Linked DNA regions of Homo sapiens: region 2 is linked to region 1. The links are chromatin loops, found by intact Hi-C in ENCODE. Cell type or tissue: dorsolateral prefrontal cortex. All regions are shown on one strand. Region 1 overlaps CHCHD6 (coiled-coil-helix-coiled-coil-helix domain containing 6). Region 2 overlaps PLXNA1 (plexin A1).

Region 1 (2,500 bases):
GGGCACAAGCGCAGAGGCAAAGGCTCCCAGTAGAAGCCACTCCACAGAGACTGTCACTCCCAGTGTGTCTAGTCCCAGCGGCCTCAGAGCTTTGTTACCTGATACGTGTCATGCAAAAGGCTTTGCCACATACCTCTACTCTCCTCAGCAATACCCCTAAGCCACCCTGCCCAGCCACCCAAGTCCTAGCCAAGAACAGAGTACCAGAATCCTCCAGAGAAGCCTCGCCAAGATTTGATAAGGAAGGAGGAGATGCCACCAAGTGTAGGGGGCAGGGAGTGACTTGACTCTGCTAAGAACACACCCAAGTGGGCAGGAAGCCAAGCACCCAGGGTTCCCTACCCACTTAGCCTCACAAGCCCAAGGTCAGTGAAACAAGCCAGTCCTGGCATCAGCAAGAATGCAAGCCCAGAGACAGCAGCCCTGAATAGCTGTATCTCCTCTCCAAGCACAAATTAACCTTAAGAGTTAGGAAAGAACAACTAGTGGGATCTGGAAGGTCTGTTTTAGAATTAAGGCTACCTGGTGGGGAGGGGTGTACTCAGGGGCCTCCGAAGCCTGAAGCCAACCCAGGTGGAGGGTTAGAACATTAGCAACCTGGTAACAGCCAGCATTCCTGCACTCAAAAGCACTCTGTTCGCTGTCCCTTTTTTGCCATGGTGGAAAATCACTACCCACTTCTATCCTTTAGACTCTATTAGTCACCCGTGTAGCTCCTCTCCTAGTGCATTTTGGGGGAATTTGGCATAACAGAAAGGCAAGAATGTATTGACCACCTTCCATCTGCCAGACCATGTGCTGAAGGCTTTGCTCACATATTATGAAAGCATGCTAACAACTCCAGGAGAGGTGTGCCATTTGACATGTGAGGAAACTGAGGCTTGGTTAAATAATGGGTCCAGGGTCACAGAGACAGTACCTGGGGCATCTGAGCCCAGGTGTAACAGAGTCCGGACGCTGGGCTTCGCTAAGCCACAAGGCTATGGAAAGTGCCCTCGCCACCTGACCAGCATCCAGTCCCTCTTCCCTCTTCTTTAATAACATAATCCTGATTTTGTTTGGGGCAGTCACGTGTCCAGGTAAAACTGCTCACTATCCCAGCCCCCCTTTTGCAGCTAGAGGTGGCCCTGCGACACAGTTCTGCCAACGAGAATCCCAGGGAAGAGTGTCCCTCCCACACCCATATAAAATAATAAAACTTCACTAGAACAAGGCTCTCAGCCCTTCCTTCTTCCTGACTGGAAAATTGATGTGATGGCTGAAGGCACAGCAGCCCTCTGCCACCACGAGGAGAGCTGCACTGAGGACTGCCAGTCAAAAAGACAGGAGGTCCCAGCCTGGCCAACATGGTGAAACCCTGTCTCTACTAAAAATATAAAAATTAGCCAGGTGTGGTGGTGCACGCCGGTAGTCCCAGCTACTGGGGAGGCTGAGGCAGGAGAATCACTTGAACCCAGGAGGCGGAGGTTGCAGTGAGCTGAGATCGCACCACTGCACTCCAGCCTGGGTGTCAGAATGAGACTCTGTCTCGGGGAGAAAAAAAAAATACAGGAAGTGATTGGATCCCTCTGAGGCACGAAGCTACCATAACCACCTGGGATGGCTGCCCCTGGTGTCTTGTTCATGGGAAGAATACACTTCCACTTTAAGCCACTGCCAACTGGGCTTCCATTACTCACAGCGAAAGCTCCTCCTAGCTGGTGCATGTATTGGTCTACCCAAGTGCACTCAGCTCATAGCCAACACACAGGAGATAGGGCCCTGGCTCACCCACCAAGTAGACAAAGGTAAGGGAAAGAATCGGACTTTTCTCCGGCAAACACTTGTTGATGTTTCTCAGCCAAATAACCCTTTTCGATTCTATACCTTGCCAGTAGCCAGCAATGGCATCTCCCCAAGAGGGCAAACACAATCGGCTTGACAAATTGAAAACATTTTTCCACAAAAAGGAAAAAGCAGAATGGTAGCTCCCCAAAAACCATGTGAATAAATTGCATAAATAGACTTAAAATAACCAAGACCCTCCCCTCTCCCCAGCCCTACTGGCATCCTAGAGGCAAGCATAGAAGTGGGAAGGCACCAGCCCAATTTCACTCTGGCAGGAGAGAAAAGGAAAATATACTGCTGTCAGGTTGTCCTAGGGCTGTAAGGGCTGCCCCACTTGATCCACACACAGAAGAGTGGCAGGGCTGGTGGGCACTGACCCGAAGGAAGAGGAGCAGGGGTACAGCAAGCATGGCAGCAGAAGGGGTGGTGCTACTTCCTCTGACTACCTGTGCCCTCACTGCCAGCGCATACCATCTGATGCGAGCCAGGAGGGATGGCACCGATCCAATCAGGTTTCCCTACAGTATTAGGTTCACATATGACCACGTAAGACCTCTGTTCAAAACAAGAAACCCCAAAACTCTCAGACTGGCCTGGACTTCTCTCAAGAACAAAGTAGGAAGTCAGGGACGGTGTCACCTGCTGCTCCAATGCCACTCTCAGATGGCTCAGA
Region 2 (2,500 bases), 240 kb before region 1:
GCAAGAGGTCACTCCGTTGGCACCTGTGCCCTGCCATCACTGGCGGAGGCCAGGAACAGGAAGGCAGGTGACAAGGGCCTGAGGTGTGGAATGGGACCCCAGCTGACACCAACATCTGACACCAACCTGGAGAGCAGCCTTCACCCAGAGCCTCCCTATGCACTGGGGAGCAGGACCCTCCCCACAGCTCTGTACTCCCAGGGTGGGCACCAGCTCCCTGCCTGAGGCTGGTGGGGACATACTCCACCACCGTCCCCTACAGAAGCTTGACATAGATGGGCTTTAGTGCTCACTCCCACCTCCACAGCCCTGCCTCTCCCCCGAACACGCCCTGACAGCCCACAGCAGAGGCACCACGGAGGACATGGAGGCCCAGGCCACACAGGCAGCAGTTCTCACTGTGGATAGGTGGCAGCCTGGGCTGCTCTCGGTGGGACCCCAAGCCCCATGCTGGATAAACCTTGAGACCTGCAGTCCAGAAGCCAGGCAATGTGTCCCACCCACATCCCCACCCCAGCCGACGGGTGCCCCGCCACACGGCCCCTTCCCAGGCTCCCTGGCCCACCAGCCCTGACTCTCAGCACTCTATCCAAGCCACCAGTCCTGCTCCCAGCCTCACACCCAACTCCAAGGAAAGAGGAATTCCTCCACAGGGAAGGCTGGCAGGTGCTCCCTGCACTCCACCCCTCCACAGTGACCCCTTCCCAGCCTCAGCACCCCATACCCACCCAGACCTGTGTGGCCCCCTCCTGCCTTGCTCCACATCGGGCCCTCACTTCCTGGTCACACTCACTACCAAGGTCCATTGACTCCACCCCAAACTCCACAAAATGCCCACCCCTCCTTCCTGGATTGCCAGGGTACTCGGCTCCCTCCACCCACAACCACCTACAGCCAGGTCCCTATGCAGAGGCTAAGGCCACTCTTCTGACCTGCACACGAGGTCAGCGCTGCCCAGATCCTGGCGGGAGTCCCCATATCCTGTCCTGGCCTCCACTGCCTCTGGAAAAGTCTCACCACACCCTGCCTAGCAACTGGCAGCCAAGCACTGGGCTAAATCTAGACCCTGTTACTCTGTAGGCAGATGACTCTGATGGGGACACTCCCTTTTCCTAGCCTCAGTTTCCCCATTTGCAAAAGGGGCATGAAAGCTCTTTTCTCATGGATGAAAGAGGAAAGGGCACACCTGCCCACAAGGCATAGTCAGCAGTGCCACCCCCTTGGTTGTCAGTAGGGCCTGCTGCCCTGGATGTGCCTGATGTGCTGGGGCCTCTCACCCACTCCTGGCTGGAGCCGGCTACAGCAAGGCTGAGTCCTGAGTCTTGAGTTCAAGCCTCAGCCAGCCAGTTTGCACAGACCATCCCAGACACCCCTTGTATGGTCTGGCCCCATTTTACAGATGGGGAAGCTGAGGCCTGAAGATGGATGCCTTCTCCAAGTCTACCAGGGAGCTGGGCACAGTCCCATCAGCCTCTGTGCCTGGTGCCCACATGCAGTGTGGGGCTGCCTGCCCCTCCCCCAGGCCTCTGTGCCCCTGTCTCCACTCCCCGCCCTGCTCAGTCACCCTGTTCTCATCTGCAGCACAGGACTCGTGAAGGGTCTCTATTACTTATTGCTCCCATTCTCCCGGCCAGAATGGCTGCCCTGTGAGAGCAGGGCCTGGCTCTGGGTGGTTGCCACTGCATCCCCAAGCCAAGCCAGGGACCCAGGAAGACTCAATAAATCCCCGTGAGTGAGCGAATGAATGAAGGGTATGCGGAGGGCCAGCCAGGTCTGGGTGCGGCAGCCCCCCATGCTTCTTCACTCCTGTTTCACTCCCCACACACTCCCTGCCCAGTGTGTGCACAGCACACACCCACTGCTCAGGTGGGGAAACCGAGGCTCTCAGAAGCAAAGAGCTTTGGCTGGAATCCCAGAGCAGGAACTGCAGGGTGCTCCTAGCAGGCTGCCAGCTGCCTTTGCCGGACAGCGCCCCAAGAACAGCAGGGGAGGAGTCCCCACTCCCGCCCCCGCCTCAGAGCTCAAGGAAGACCCGGGAGCCAGAAAACAGGCTCCTCACAGTGGCAGTGGGGCCGGGGCTGGGAGCTGAGCACATGTGAACTCCAAAGAAAACATGAATCACTCACCGTTTATCAGTTCAAAGCAGGCCTGCAATTACCAGGGGCTGGGCTCTCCCCTCCTCTGGGATAATTATACACGTCTTAATGCAATTATGGGCCCTACTTTTTGTATTCAACAGGAGGGACCAGGCTAAGAAGCCACCATCCAAACTCCAGCCTGGTCTTGGGCCCACCGCCCCAAACTCCACCCTCACCCCACTGCCCCAACAAAGTCTGCTGGGAAGGGACTTGCCTGGGGTCACAGGGTTGCCGGCCAAGAAAGGGGGAGCCCCGAGCCTAGGGCTGGGTCCCTCATGCCCAGCATCTAATAAAGGCCAGTGACAATGCTTGGGCCACTTCTTCCACCTTAGGGGTATAAGACTTGGGGCTCAGACTCAAGG

The links. Peaks named below come from ENCODE experiments on the same cell type or tissue, not always from the same donor. Only the 100,000 strongest peaks of a DNase experiment are listed, where the experiment ranks them.
Region 2: a loop joins it to region 1, with 6 times the contacts of the local background. A loop is called at or near these places in 93 of 110 quality-filtered maps.

Annotation. Positions count from the first base shown.
Region 1 is chr3:126,743,736-126,746,235 of GRCh38, reverse strand. The region is part of intron 4 of CHCHD6 (coiled-coil-helix-coiled-coil-helix domain containing 6); the gene reads right to left. Among named protein-coding and RNA genes, the nearest start is that of CHCHD6, 41 kb to the right of the region's middle. In dorsolateral prefrontal cortex, no CTCF peak of the experiment used is centred here; no DNase peak of the experiment used is centred here.
Region 2 is chr3:126,985,805-126,988,304 of GRCh38, reverse strand. All of the region lies in intron 1 of PLXNA1 (plexin A1), which reads right to left. Among named protein-coding and RNA genes, the nearest start is that of PLXNA1, 3.9 kb to the right of the region's middle. In dorsolateral prefrontal cortex, no CTCF peak of the experiment used is centred here; no DNase peak of the experiment used is centred here; H3K27ac peaks cover 389 bases.